Regions from separate parts of the Homo sapiens genome. Here region 1 is linked to region 2. The links are chromatin loops, found by intact Hi-C in ENCODE. Cell type or tissue: B cell. All regions are shown on one strand.

What was found. Hi-C counts contacts between places; a loop is a spot of excess contacts. Peaks named below come from ENCODE experiments on the same cell type or tissue, not always from the same donor. Only the 100,000 strongest peaks of a DNase experiment are listed, where the experiment ranks them.
Region 1: it touches region 2 in a loop (26-fold over the local background); 7 of 110 quality-filtered maps call a loop at or near these places.

What each region holds. Positions count from the first base shown.
Region 1 is chr6:73,178,031-73,186,030 of GRCh38, reverse strand. All of the region lies in intron 11 of KCNQ5 (potassium voltage-gated channel subfamily Q member 5), which reads right to left. Among named protein-coding and RNA genes, the nearest start is that of KCNQ5-AS1, 39 kb to the right of the region's middle. In B cell, CTCF peaks have their summits at 4,623 and 4,822 (motif pointing right); a DNase peak (open chromatin) is centred at 4,830; H3K4me3 peaks cover 471 bases.
Region 2 is chr6:71,530,386-71,538,385 of GRCh38, reverse strand. No RefSeq gene overlaps it. Among named protein-coding and RNA genes, the nearest start is that of LINC01626, 110 kb to the right of the region's middle. In B cell, CTCF peaks have their summits at 4,129 and 4,331 (motif pointing left); no DNase peak of the experiment used is centred here.

The sequences.
Region 1 (8,000 bases), 1.6 Mb before region 2:
CTGGTCTCAAACTCCTGAGCTCAAGTGATCCATCTGCCTTGGCCTTCCAAAGGGCTGGGATTACAGGCATGAACCACTGCACTTGGCCCATAGATATTTTTGAAATCAATGATTTATATAAAGAATGATGACCCTGTCATTATACTTTCGTTAAAAGAAGACTAGGCATGTCCTAATAGCTCTCAAAGCTGTCCCCTCATTTGCATCTCCACTGCTATAGGCTTAGAAAGAACAAACCTTTCAAAATGCAAGTAAGGGCATATTACCTCCCTCCTAAAGTCCTTCACTGGTTTTCCCTGGCCTATAGGATAAACATCAAACTCCTAGAAGCACATCCTATATGGCTGTTTATAAACTGGCCTCTATCTCTCTTGCCTCATCACCTTCCACTTCGTCCTTGGAACTTTAGGTTCCAGCAACAATAAAGTATGTGTAGGTCCACAAAAACCCTAGCCAATCAATTATATACTTCAATTACTTCCATTTGCTATTTCTTTTTCCTGAAATCCTGCTGTGTTTTCAAAACTCTGTTTTAAAGTCACTTCTTTTGGCCAGGTGTGGTGGCTTACACATGTAATCACAGCACTTTGGGGGGCTGAGGAGGGAGGATTGCTTGAGCCTAGGAGTTTGAGACCAGCCTGGGCAACATAGTGAGACCCCTGTCTCTACAAAGAATAAAAAATTAACCATGCATGATGGCACATGCCTATGCTCCCAGCTACTTGGGAGGCTGAGGTGGGAGGATCACTTAAGCCCAGGAGGTCGAGGCTACAGTGAGCCTTGACAGTCTTGCCACTGCACTCCAGCCTGGGTAACAGAGTGGGACCTTGTCTCAAAAAAAGCTCACTTCTTTCATAGAAATTTTTATGATTCCAACAAAACAGTTAATCACTTCTCTGTTAACCTCTAGCTTAGTACCTAACACACCACACTGTAATTATTTACTCATATTCTAGCTTCCTCCACCAGACTGTGTGAGAACCTTGAATGCAGGGATTATGTCTTCTACTCTTCATATCCCAAAACTTGGCCCAGAGTTTAATGAACATGGGAGGTTTATTTGTTTAGAAGCTCTACTGTGGAGACTTCGGGCAACTCTAGAAGGAAGAGGGTAGTGAATGGTGAGAATTCCCCCCTTCTCTCTCCAAATACTCATCTCTAGTCATTCCTCTGCATGCTGCCTGCTCTCCAGCCCATCTGGATTTTCCTGTCACCAAAGTGCTCATTCATCAGGATTCTGTCTCTTTGCACTCTACCTAAAATGCTAATTGTTCCAGATTCAGCTCAAGCACCAAGTGCTCTAGGAAATCTTTCCTAACCACCCTCACTGGGGTAGATGGTCTTTCTCTGTGCTTTCAAATGCACTGTGAGGTAGCTAAATCTGTGGCAGTGTGTCTCACCCACTGGAATTTATTCATGCCAGGAACTGTGCTCTTTACTTCAGCATCTGCATAATCCCTGGCAAGTATTAGGGGGTTCATTAAATGCTAGCTGAAGAAATAAATGAGGATTTGCTATTCCATAGTTCAAAGATGTTTGTGTTCTGTGACAAGGCAGACTCTTGTACAGATCTTCTAAAAAGAATGCCTTAGAATAGATTGAAGTTCTTCAGGCACATTTCAGAAAGAGCATAAGCCTCTGAGTTTCCTCCATGAATAAAAAAACTTTCTAAAGTAAAAGAAATGTTCACTCATTCAATAGTTAGGACCATGTGGGGTTCAGAAAAGTCATTTAAATAGAACTGCTACTGAAAATCATGAAAACATAATTTTCTTTTTCCTTAGATTGCTAACGTAATTAGGATCACACAAAGCAACAGCATTGCAAGCAACAACATATCATTTTGAGGAAATAAGGAGAAAGGCAAGAACAGTGGAAGTCAAGAAATATGTAATACTACAACATGATAAGCAGCAAAAGTAAAGAAAGACCTAATAGCAAAACAAAACTGTCCAGGGAAAAGAGAGGGAAGAGCCTGTTGGGATGGAATTATATTGGTTGAATGAAATTTACAGTATTATAAGACCATCAAGAAAACAGTGGAAAACATGTGGCTAGAGTCTAAAAAGAATACAACCTCAGTTTTTCATTCCTAGGAGATTGCTATCAGTGCTTCCAAAAATCACGTGTGCCTGTCTTGCTCTAAGCAGGACCAGGTGTGAGGGATGCTCTCTGGGGCTCCTGTTTTAGCCATCATACTCTGTGAATGAAGATGCCAGGTCAGTGGGGTCACATAACTTGACATGTTTACATTATTCAATTATCTCAGCCTCCCTCTTTCCACCCAATCCCCTCTCACTTCTTTCAGGACAGTACACGATTTTCATGATCAAAATAGAAGGTAGAGAGAGGAAAATTTGTGTCCAAGCTAAGTTTGAGAAAGCATCTCTGAGTATTTAGTATTGTCCTCCTTGCCCCCTGCAGCATTTTCTTATTTCTCTGGTCATCATTGGAATGCCTGGAACTGCCTCTGTCTCTATGATGCAATGAACTTAACCTGGGCACCCACTATCCATCTGCTGGACACAGAGCTGGATGGCGGGGATACAAAGGTGAACAAGACATAGATCTTGCTCTCTTCAACTTAATGTTGAGTGGGTCTCCAAGAGTTGTGCTTGGCTGGATGGCTGGTGCAGTGCTAAGTACTTTACCTGCATTCTGTCAACTTAAAACTCTAAGAATTTTCCACCTTTGACATTTGGGTCAAGTAAAGCTCAGGAGGTTGAGTTACCTGTTCAAGGTCACAGAACTAGTAAGAACAAGGTTACTGCAGATGCCAAGGCTCACATTTTTACCATTCCACTCACAGTGCTGCAACACAGAGTGAATCCCAGGCAGGCAACCTTGTAAACATTAAGGAGAATGTTTAGGCTGTCTATGGATCTGACCTCCTACTCTGCCTTGTATGCTCTGACATTCTCACACAAATGAATCCAAGGCCACATTAGTCATTTATTCATCTCTGTCCTTGTCTTTCCAGAGGGGATCCCATACTTGGAAAACATCTGCCTTTCAACCTGGCCACCTGCATTCTCTCATAAGGTCCCTTCTGGGAATCAGTCCATGGCTAATATGGGTTACCTACCTCCAGTAATTGTAATGTTTTCCCTTTTATCACAAATTTTAGGGGCTGTCTGCTTACTTTACCTCATTTGTAGGATATATACATCAGTCTCATTGGAGTCTGTTAGTTTTGCTTTACAGGGTATATTTTCCAGCAAATATATGTAATATATTCCCAACGTATATCATGAGCAAAAAGCTACCCAATTAGCCTTTGATAAGAGGAGAGAGTAGGCCATTATCTTGTTACTTGCAGGGAGCAAGGAAGCTCAGAGTTCAATAATTCTAGACACCAGGAAAAAATATGTGGGTGCTGAAAATTGAGGAAAATGTCCCAAAGTAGGTATCAACTACGAATTCAAAAGGTCTTTCAATTCTTCAATTTTTTTTCTAAGACTTGCATTTCATATACTAAGGGCTTTAACTACAGGATGAGGGGGTGGAGGGGAGACCAGAGGAGTAGGGGAGTCCTTGTTGGCAGGTAGAAGAGTGAAACCTGGTTTCATGCTTAGTTCTCACATAGGCTAGCCCAGACCTTCTGTGTCTTACTCTCTAAACACAGCTGGGAGCAAGCCCAGAGCGACTCAGAGTCTAGACAAGGGCCAGAAAGCTTCTTCTATAAAGGGCCAGGTAGTAAATATCTTATGCTTTGTGGGTTGTATGGTCTTTGCTGAAACTACTCAAGTCAGCCACTGTAGCATGCGAGCAGCCATAGGACAATAAATAAATGAATGAGTGTAACTACATTTCAATAAAACTTTATTTATAAAAACAAGCCCCTTGGGTTAGATTTTGATCCCCTGGCTATAGTTTGCTGACCCCTGGTTTAGATAAGAAGAGCTAAGAGAAAATGCCCTGAAGCCAAGAATAAATGAAAGCCCATGAACTGGCCTGGGGAAGAAGCAGAAGACCTTGGTGGCCTCTTACATGCTTACAAAAGAAGTTTGATATGACTTGTGTATTTCCTACTAGAAAGGAATTTCTGGGCAAATCATTCTAGAGTTAAATTAGGACCTTTAAGATACATTTAATGATTAAAATGATAATATTAGATAGCACTTTATAGTATAATCCTATGATAAGGGTACTATTGCCATCCCTGTTTTGCAGATAAAGAAACTGAGGCACAGAGAGGTTAAGTAACTTGCCTGATGTTAAACATCCAGTAATTGTGGAATTAGGACGTGAACCAGTTTGGCTCCAGCTTTGAGCTCTTAATCATAAGGTTCCTCTATTGTCTTAACATTAAGATCTTCATACTTTAACACAAAATAACAACAATGAAAAAGACACTTTGATATGATATGATTGTTTTTACTCACATGTGCCTGGCACATAGTAAGTGTTCAATACACTTTTGCTAAGTGAATGTCCTGTTTTTACTATGTCTCTCCTTCTTTGAGAGAGGTCTAAAGTTTCATGCAAGAAGTAGTTAAGAAGTTCTACTAATTTTTCAAAGGATTACCTTAGAAGAGAAAGGGAGTGCTGAAGTGACTGATTCATCCTTTCTTTCATGAATATTCATTAAGTACCTATGACGAGCCCTTTGGAGGACCAGCAAAAGGCTGAGGAATAAGTTACATACTCATCTGCTTCTTTTCTTCATGAGGGTAGATTGCATCACTGGGATTAATACAGCAGCAAAGAGCAAAAGACCTCTAAGGTTAGTCTCCTTTGATGCTGTTGGTTATGAAGAGACTAGGAGTCTAATAAACCCATTGCACAAAACTGATATGCCCCAGCAGTACCACTAGAGGGTGTAAAAGATTCATCACAAACCTAAACTAGTACCTCCTCTTGAAACTGAAGTCTGCTCATACAATTTTCTGAGCATGAAGAAATAACTAAAGCAAAGTGAAACTCTGGGTAGACGACATCTATATATACACACGAACACATGTGCACTTATAAGGAAATGTAGGTGCATTTGTTGTGCTGCCATGAGTTCTAAAATCTTACAAAAGTCTTATTCCAATCCTCTAAATTAGGGTAAAAATATTGCATATGAATATGCAGAGATAAGAACGATGAGAAAACAGAAGCAGCAGTGACTGCTGCCACCGCCAAACAGATGGACGGACCCAGCCAGCAGCCAAACCATGTGCAAGGGCGGAGAGGGCTCAGCCAACTGTGAACTGAAGAGGCAGTTTGATTGACTGTCAAGACAGCAGTACTTCCCAAGCTTGGCTGCTCTTTGGAATCACCTAGGGAGCTTTAAAAAATGCCTGGGTCCTACCTCCAGAAATTCTGTTTTAATTGTTCCAGGGCATGGTCCAAAGATTTTATAAAACTTTTCAGGTGATGCTAATGTGTGGCCAAGGTTGAGAGCCACTGGAGTAGAGACAGGATTGGGGTGATGGTGGCATGTGGTGGTGGAGTGTGTTGGGGGTGGAACAATCCCTGCTCTCATGCAAAGAAGTGATCATGATTCATGCCAGCTTGCAAAATCTTCTAAGTCGCACATGTCAGACCCATTGACATGGCATTAGTGTGCCTTGGTGTCAGACCTCTAATCAGAACTGAAATGCTTCCCCGTCCTTGAGTGAGGTCTGAAGTTTCATGCAAGAAGTAGTTAAGAAGTTCCATTAATTTTTCAAAGGATTACCTTGGAAGGGAAAGGAAGTGCTAAAGTGACTGATTCATTCATTCTTTCAATGAATATTCATTGAGTACCTATGACGTTGTGCTGAGTATTGTGTTAGGCTCTGAACTGTTAACTGCTGGGCGCTGGCAGAGTTAAAGAAGCCTCCTACGTGATGACAATGATCATTTGGTCCTTGGTCTCTTCCTCTCTACAAGCATGGTGCAAGACAATGGTTGCTGCGACTGTGAGCTCTGATAGGATTTGAGAGTTTCATTTGTCCAGAGCTTGGAGCTCTCTAGATAAGCTCCATGTGGCTGCCTCCCCTAGTGATGCCTGATGAGTGGGACTCGAGAATTTGTCCATTCATTCATTCATTCATTCATTCATCAAACATTTATTGAGTGCCTATTATATGCCAGCTTCTGTGCTAGATGCCAGGGATACAGCAATGAAGAAACAAATCCTATTGCTTGGGCACTTTCAGTCTAGTAGGGCAGACAGACAAGTAGGCAGACAGTTAAAATTCACTTTGTGATGTGCAAGGTGGTGGGAAGCCCAGGTTGATATGGGAATGCAGAAGAGGGGTGTTTAACCCAGACTGGTAGAGGTGATCAGAAATGATTTCTGGAGGAGATGACAGTGCTTTACCTACTCTGCACCCTCATTTATGGGGATATTATTAAGTTTCTGAAGGTTGCTGAATGGCCCCCTTGTGATTGCAGATCTTATGTTTGTGGGGTGGATGTGGGTTTCTCCCCCTTAACCCCTCACTTTATGTTGGTTATTTGGGTTAATTTACACTACCGACATGCATTCCACATCCCTCTGTTATGGTTTGAATGCCCCCTCCGAAATTCATGTTGAAATTTTATGCCTAATGTGGCAGTATTGAGGGGTGGAACTTTTAAGAGGTGATTAGATCATGAGGACTCTGGCTGTATGAATAAATTATGGATTAATGGGTTAATGGATTAATGAGTTATCATGAGAGAGGAACTGGTGGTTTTATAAGAAGTGGAAGAGAGACCTAAGTTAGCACTTAGCATGCTCACTCTGCTTGCTATGTGATGCCCTGTGCTGCCTCAGGGTGCCACAGAGAGTCCCCACCAACAAGAAGGCCCTCACCAGATACACCTGCCCACCTTGGACCTCCCAGCCTCCATAACTGTAAGAAATAAATTCATCCTTATAAATTACTCAGTTTCAGATATTGTTATAAACATCAGAAAACAGACTGAAATACTCCCTCTTCCAGTTTGGAAAATTCTATCTTCTGATTTCTGACTCTCCATGAGAAATACAGCATTTATCTGTCTTAAAAGCACGGACCCCAAGGCTCATCCTTCAGGTGACCCAGAGCCTTTTGATCACAGAATTTCCCCTGAGGCAGCCCTCACTCGAAATTGATCACGGGACAAATCCAGCAGACAACTAGGGCTGCAGAGCTTGATAATTTGGGTCACTATTGAAGGCATATGTGTTAGTTATTTAGAATACTTTTTAATGTTGTTTTCTTGTTAATACATAAACATAATTCAACAATATAGATTTGTATTTGTGTTTACAGTATTTAAACTCTGACAGTTTTATAATCTGCAAAGCAAGTTATAAAATTATATATCTAAGATTCCTCTACTCTTCTTTCATCTTAGATCGGGTTACTAGACAAGACCAAGGAACCCCAGGAGTCCCTGGATGCACTGATCTGTCTCATTTTCTTGGTTTTAACTCTTGATAGAGAAATGTAAATTAGCTCCACGTGTGTACAGTCTGTCTGATATTCTCACTGTAGGGGCAAGCAGATATTCCATTTGGCTCACTTAGGACATTCAGACATTCTGTGGCCACACTGTTTCCACCACTGAGAGTAGACTTGTTCTCCTAATGCTTGCCATTATTGTCCTTTATATGCAGGATCTAGTAGGCTCTCCTGCAGAGTTTTTGTTTTTTTTTAATGTTTGTAGAGATGGGTCTTGCTATGTTTCCCAGGCTGGTTTCAAACTCCTGGGCTCAAGCCATCCTCCCAGCTCAGCCTCCCAAAGTGTTGAAATTATAGGCATGAGCCACTGCACCTGGCCCCTCCTGTAGATTTTTGTTGGATTTTCTTTTAAGGGTATAAGAGTAGTAAAACCCAAGCAAGAACTTCCAGATCCGAAGAAGTCTTTCCTGCCAGGAATTTGTAAGCATTGATATGGCGACTAAATTTGGGGATTTTGTGTTCCTAGGAGTGTAAAATCTTGCATAAATTTTAAAGTGTAAAAAAAAAAACCAAATAATAAAGTGTGAAATGAATAAGTAAATAAATAAATTGACTATACATGTTGACTACTTTAAAATATTTTTAACATGGAAT
Region 2 (8,000 bases):
TTTATTTTATTTAATGTCCAATTTATTAAACTTATACATTTCCAAAACTATGAAAATTAAATTTCCTTAAACAGTTAAACATTGATTAAAGCTTTACTTAATTAAAGTCACTTCCATTATTTAAACAATAATTATAATTCTACTATGACTAATTCTTTTGAATATTTTTAAACTCCAAAAACAAGAGATAAAATGTGTACAAATCCAGTGAGTATAAAATGTATTGCTACACTTACACCTATTTTGTAAAAAGCTGGACTCTGAGTTTATTTTTTCTCAGTATTTCTTCATTATTTTATATTTTTCTCATTTTTGTTTTTATGCCTTCTTGTATTATAGCATGTTTTTGAAACTGAACCTGCTTCCTCCTCATCCAATTAACATCTCAGATTTGTTGAGGTTCTAGGATTTGGGTAACCAACCAATTGCTTTTTGGCTGGGCAAAGAATCTGCCTACTTCTGCCAAAATGAGTCACATGTGAGCTCTAGTCATCTCTCTGAATTGTTTGTTTTGCTTTTTATAGTTAAATCTTATATTTTAGCTCACTAAGGCTTTTTAACTTCATTTTTTTCACCTAGGATTTTTGCAACCTAGCATCTTACGTTCTCTTCTGCATTTCCTTTTCAATCTTGCATGGCCAGTGTTTTATAACTCATCTCATCATTTTGTGTAGACCTCAACTGCTAACATTATCAGAAACTCACATATGTTTTGTTATGGCATATTATTAGAGGCACCATTGAGGTTTCATCTCATAGAAAATAAGTCACAGGGCTTGCTCAGTTGTTTATTCCTATATCTCTTGTTAGTTAATTCGCAATCTTAGTACCCCTAGTGTTGATTTCTTCCTACTTGATTATTGCGTGAACCAGCACTTCTGAATGTGGGACCTTGTTGTATCTGGTTGTTCAATGTACTCAGTAGTACCAAAAATTCTTGTTCCAGTTACTACATTTCTCATATATATTTGACTCACTCACTTCCTAATTACACAGAATAAAAGAAATGCATATCTATATAAATATAAATTTAATAATAAATCAAGATATTCATATATAAATATTCTCTACTAATTAAAGACAATACAACAAATACCATTAAATTTTTATTTCTTCTCACTTATAGGTGGGAGCTGAACAATGAGATCACATGGACACAGGGAGGGGAGCAACACACACTGGGACCTGTCAGGCGGTGGCATGGGGGATAGGAGAGCATTAGGAAAAATAGCTAATCCATGCTGGGCTTAATACCTAGGTGATGGCTTGATAGGTGCAGTGAACCACCATGGCACATGTTTACCTATGTAACAAACCTGCACATCTTGCACATGTACCCCAGAACTTAAAACAAAAATAAACATTAAAACAGATTTTCTTTTCTCTTCGAATTACTGTGCCCCTTATAATAGACATCTCTTAAATTTTCAAGAATTAAAAAATACTTATTTCCATTAACTCAAATCGGATTGTCACAACTTCATCAAAAGGAGCTTCATTAAGCTGCGCTTTTGTTTTTTTAGCACTACCCCCAACATCCTTGAAAAGATTTCTTGCTTTCCAGCAATAGTAAGATGGTCTTTGCTTATTTTGAATTTTCCATTGCCTAAGGTATGGAATCGGCTACTTCCCTAGGAACGCTGGCATTTCTCTGTGAAGACAATATAAGAGACCAAATCTGTGCACATAGCTATGTGGATTCCCATGTCAGCGGTGGGCAAATACACCACTGCTCCTCTTGGCCACTTTTCATATAGACCTGGAGAGAATATTCCTTTTAAAGTTCATAAGTTTACTTTGGTTTTTCCAATATGACATGATAAATTGTTGCTCCTTAGGTTTTTTTAAAGACCAAGACTCCAAACCAATGGACATACCCCATATTTATAAACCCCTGATAAGTCATTTTCCATTAGCTTGTATCCCACTGTAGTTATGGGGCTTCTGTAAGAATCAGGCTCACATTTTCTCCTTCATGACTGGAATAATTGGGGTCCCACAGGTGCCAAAACTCCTCCCTGACCCATTCTTTGCCATCGACTTGTTTGCTATCCATAGCACATTACCTGTGCAAACTCTGAAGTTTCTAATATTTTCATTGCTCCTTCTACCTTCTGAGCAATCAAAGGTCCTCATGACGAATCAAGAATTTTCAGAAATTCTACTTTTAGCAGAACTGTATTTCTGGTAGATAATTATATTTGCATCTTTCTTTTTCCTTTGTAAGTAAAATTTCCTTATCAGTGAAATGCTCTGTTAAGAATTAGACACTTTCCCAAGCTATAAAGATTTAGAGAGATGCAGTAGGTGGGACATTTGTCCAATCTTCCTAGTCCTTGAGCAACATTTCTGAAGGATCCCCGCTACTAAACAGGAAAGTGGGCCCACAGGCAAGCCACTTAGAAAATGTATATCTTGGATGGTAGCAGCTCTTCTCCTCTTAGTATTTCCCCAGGGGACTTCATTACCTGAATGGAATACTTTTTCCTGCCATAGTAAGGGGCACTTAGTCCTTTGGCAAATCTTAGCCATTTGCTATTTCCTCCAGTAAGTAAATAGGATAAACTGCCTCCTCTGAGGTGTTCTTTGCTGCTCAGTGCCATCCAAGTATCTCCTGGAAAAAAATAGTCTGGAGATATTAATACTATTCACTACCATTATCATTACATTACCAAGCATATATCACAAATTGAGGACTATTGTTACATATAATCTCAATTAATCTTAACAACTGCTTGCAATAATATCACTTTTATTCCATTTTTCCAGATAAGAAAACATAGATGTAGAAAGCTGAATTCACCCAGCTTGAAAGTGGCAGCACAGGAATTAGAACTCACAATATCACCTCTGAGTCTATATTCTTAGCCATTAGCTTGACTTCCTTGTTCCTTTTCATCCTTTCTCACACCCCCCAATTTCACGTTTAGAGAATGAGTCCCCAAAACAGATTTTATATTTCATTAGCCTAATCATAGCACAATTCTATTTAGGTACAGTCCTAGCAACAGCAACCATTCCTTATTTTTAGATTGTAATTGACAGTAACCTAGAGACCACATGCCATTTCTGAACTATGCCCATTAAGTTTATATAACATCAAAAGCTCAACTTCTCTTATTGTTCACCTACAACTTCCCTTCTGCCCTCTTATAGGTGAAATCAATTACAGCATCCTGTTCTTGCCTTTCACATATTGTCAAATCATTTCTCACACTACATGCTTAGTCTAATTGTGTGAATTCCACTCCCCTGAGTTACTGGCTTTGAAAGGTTGCTGAGCTCTGTCACGACCTGGCCACCAACGTGTACACAATCTTCCTAAAATGCTGCCATGGCCTCATTTTGTATTAACTCTTTTCTGTTACTGTGAGGTTATTTCTTCTCTCAGCTCAAATTTTCCCTTTCACCAGCAACTTCATGTTCAAACATGGTATCAGCGATGATTTCATTAGAGTATGCTACAAAAAGAGTGAGGTTGAAATATTAAGAATATACATATATGAATCAACTTCTTGGAAGATAGGTATTTATTATGCACCAAACGTGGGAAAAGAAAACAAAGGAACAGCAGAAACCAACATTAGAGAGAGAGATACATACATGCATTTATGCATATATGAACATGTGTTTTCTTCAATATATCATAAGTTCTCATGAGTATCAAATTTTTAAAAATCCAATTTGAACAGAGGATAATGTTTAAACATTCCAACTTTCGCAAATAACTTTAACATTTCAGTGTTACCTCCCTAGATCTTTCTGATGAGAATTGACATTGGGTTATGCAGAACTTGCAGAGGCCTCAGACTGGGACGATAGACACACAAATTTACATTCTCTTGGACCAGGTGGCTCTACATTTTGAACTTTGTTTAGATATTCAGTGGACTTTCATAATAAATACCAGTAAGAATCTTTTCTATTCCACCTCTGTTTCTCCCCATCTTATTACCTAATGCATGCTTTAAGTTCTCATTTATAATATCGGTAATGACTTCCATGATTGTGAATAATAAAATATCAAAGAATGCCATCAAGGTAGCATAATGGAATTTAAATGGTACTACAAAAATATTCTCAGCATGTATTAGAGAATTCTAAATTAGGAAGAGATCTAATAGGTACCGAAAACAGTTCCTTCATTTTACACTTAGGAAATTTAGGTGTTTGTTTATAGATAATAGTGATAATAGCTTTTAATAATAATAATATATTTTATTAATAATAGTAGCTCTGTAATTCCTGACAAAATTTAGAAGCAAATTTAAAACTTTTAGTTTGGGTTAGAGTGGGAAAATGTGAAAAATATCAGGATTCATTGCATTTCTGAAACAATACTGGCTCCATCTGGTGGCCAAAGTAATAATTCCCAGTCAATAATGTGTTTATGATTAATACACTGTGCTTTCTTGAATTGAAAATGTCCGATTGGGTCCAAATATTGAAGAATTTAGAATATAATCCTAAATTCTTATATATTTAATCTATAGACGGTTACAGTTGCTACCTGTGATTAATTTCTTCCAAAGTGTATATGATTAATAAACTGTAAGTTGAAGTTGAAAAAGAGCCAAAAATCTAGTTTAGAAAAATGAAGATAATTTCCCAACTATCTTCTGAGAAAAATTTGTATTCATCTAAAAATATATTAATATATTTTTTATGAAAAACGGCAACAAAATCCATTACTTTTTAATCAAGGCAATATAATTAGTACCAATTTATTATTTAATATGTATTACCAATTAAAATGTAAAACTCAACATAAATTATTTAGTGATTTCAAAAATCAATGAGGTTAGTACCGTATTAGCATTTGTTCCTGTTCTTTGAACTAAGAAACTAAAACCAAATGAGTTAGGCTGTTGTATTCTCATAGGGAAAATCTACTTTGTTTTTATTATTAAATAAACACAGGCATTCTTTCCTGCTATTCTGTGGAAATTTTGAAATTTCAAGCTAATTGTTTTGTGTTAGTGTCTATTTTAGAACAAGAGGCTTCAACTTTCTTTGGATTCTGAAAAGAGCTTCTAGCACCTTAATCATTTATGAAACTGTGTACTAGTCACACAAGTGGGTTCAGTTTTTGAAAATTCATCAAGTTGTGCAGTTAAAATATGCTTGTATATTATACTTGAAAATGAAAATAACATTTTTGGAAGTTTAAGAACCATTGTTTTTATGTCCCCAAATTTAATATATACTAATAATTAGCCCTACCATAAGCTGAGTTGAATATATGGTAAAGGTTATTAAAACCTTCTGAAAATCAGTTTCTCTAAATTTAAAGTATAAATAACGTCCCATGGGTTGTTAAGAAAACTACTATATAAAATTAAAATTGTCTGGAACTTCATGCTTGCTTCTGAAAGCTACTCAGACGGCTTCTCACGAATTCTTCCTCCACAGCTGGCCAAATGATGTTTAGAATCATCGATGCACTCACTGCCTGAGGAATGGAATTATACGTTTATTCTCACTATCTTCATAAGAAAAGAAACTTAAGAAAATAAGGAAAATAAAAGATATGCACAGTTTAGATAGTATTACAGCACCAGTGTCAAAATACGGCTTTTCAATGCCTCTGTGCTGATTATTTATTTATTTATTTATTTATTTATTTATTTTGAGACGGAGTCTCGCTCTGTCGCCCAGGCCGGACTGCGGACTGCAGTGGCGCAATCTCGGCTCACTGCAAGCTCCGCTTCCCGGGTTCACTCCATTCTCCTGCCTCAGCCTCCCGAGTAGCTGGGACTACAGGCGCCCGCCACCGCGCCCGGCTAATTTTTTGTATTTTTTTTTAGTAGAGACGGGGTTTCACCTTGTTAGCCAGGATGGTCTCGATCTCCTGACCTCATGATCCACCCGCCTCGGCCTCCCGAAGTGCTGGGATTACAGGCGTGAGCCACCGCGCCCGGCCTGATTATTTATTTATTGCCTCTCAGGTCCAAATTCACCCGGTTTTTCGGCTATAAAAACGGATCTGGGCCCTTTCAATATATATATCAGCTGGCCGTGAAGCTTTGTGAGTGGAAGGTGCTAGAGAGACACTGCAGGAGGAAAAGAATTTTGCTTTCTGGTTCCAGGGTACTCACTCAGCAGGTTCCAGCACTGGGTGCTTATGGTACTCACAGCATCACCAATGTCCAGTTTCTGCAGTCTACAGTAGTCAGTAGCACTCAGCAGCCAGTAGCTCTTTCCAGCAACCCTCCCCTCCCACGCAGTGAATTTGTAGCAGAGCGCTTCCAACTCCTGTGGCATGTGCGGCATCTCCTGCGTTCAGTTCCTGCAGGGTATGGTAGTCAGCGCACTCAGCTTCCTCGCCCACTGTCCCTTTATATGGTTTGTTATGGAGCTCCTCCTGTGAACTAGCTCCCCATGAACAGCTTTCCCGGCTCTCTCGAGGGAGGATTGCCAACAAGTTCTGCCCACAGGACACCACAGCAACTCCTCTGTCAGCCAGTGAGCCAGGGAAGTGATCCTTCCCAACCAAGTCTGGATCTAGCACCTGAGCTCTCTCAGCCTGAGGGCGCGCTCCAACCTGAGCTCTCTCAGACCGAGAGCAGTGTCTCTCCTTAACACTGTTATTCATATATTCTTTCCGATTCTTTCCAGTTCTTATTGCCCAACCCCTTGTATTCTAATCCCCGTTCTAGTTAATAATTCTTTATATGAAACTTTCCGTGTTCAACTTACTGCATGGTTACTCTCTCCTGATTGGGTCCAGACTAACACAGCCTCTTATTTTTCAATCAGCTAAGATGAGTAAAGGAATCTATTACGTATATGAAAGGAACAATAACTAGATTGCATTCATTCAATAGAATACTTGATCTGGTTACACACAGCTGTGTGGCTTGCTAAGTTTTCTTCTCAAGGATGTAAAATATATGAAGAGTAGAAATTAATCCTTAACTGATGGGATTCATGCAAACAGTACTGATTTGTGCATGTGTAAAATACAGAAATTTGTAAATCAGTTATTTGTGCAATGAAGCTCTGGAACATCTTGAGAGTTATTTAACTAATCAAATATGGTTCTTTTAAGGAAAGATGTCCAAAGACATCTTGAAAATAAAAAGGATGAGTCACACTAGGGATAATAAGGTTAGATTTTTGTGGTAGTCATTTTCCATTGGCAAACCAGGCTCTCCCACTCTCAACCTGTTGTTTGTGTGGGTTTGACCTAGTCCAAACATTCATCCCTCCCCAGGCCCTCCAGCTCCTCCAAGATATTGAGATGGTGGGAATGTGACACAGGCCCAGCTAATCAGCTCTTCATCCTCTGACCATGATGATTAGTTCAAGATGGACAAATAAAACAAATCTGTCTAATGAATGTGATCTGATATATTTTGCTGGAATTTTTGGGAAAAAAAAGGTCTCTTTTGGTTGGGGTTGCCGAGTTGCTAGGAAGTGAGCCTGAATCTGCTAGTCACTATTTTTGCCAGTGCATGGGAGGAACCAGTGTGATAAAGAGGGAAACACAGGAAAACAGAATCAAAAGATTTAAAAACGGATTCTAGATGACATTATTTGGTGCCTTGGATCTGGCCTCTGGCTGCAGATATCTAAAGTTTTCAGAAACATAAGACAATAAATGCCCTAAGTCAGTTTGAGTTTTATTCTGTCAGTTGTGAATAGAGTCCTGACAGCTGCAATTATGGTGATTTGAATAACTGAGGCCTTTAGATCAAAGACCTAAGTAATTCATTGTTTCCTAGGTTAAAGTCCAAGAGTGAATTTTGGTCAGGTATGTGTCACATGCTTACTTTGTATAAAGTACTCTATGCTAGAGAATGGACATTTGAATTGCCAAATCTAAGAAATGTTTCAGGGATGATTGATGTCATTACCAGAGTGGATGCTTCTACACTTTGGTGTTCAGTAACAAAGCTGCATTATTCTGGGTCAGGCAATCATTCCTAAAATATTAGGAATAAACACTGGGCGAATTGGCCAAACATAGTGTTTTATGCTGCAATTTTTTTTTTGCA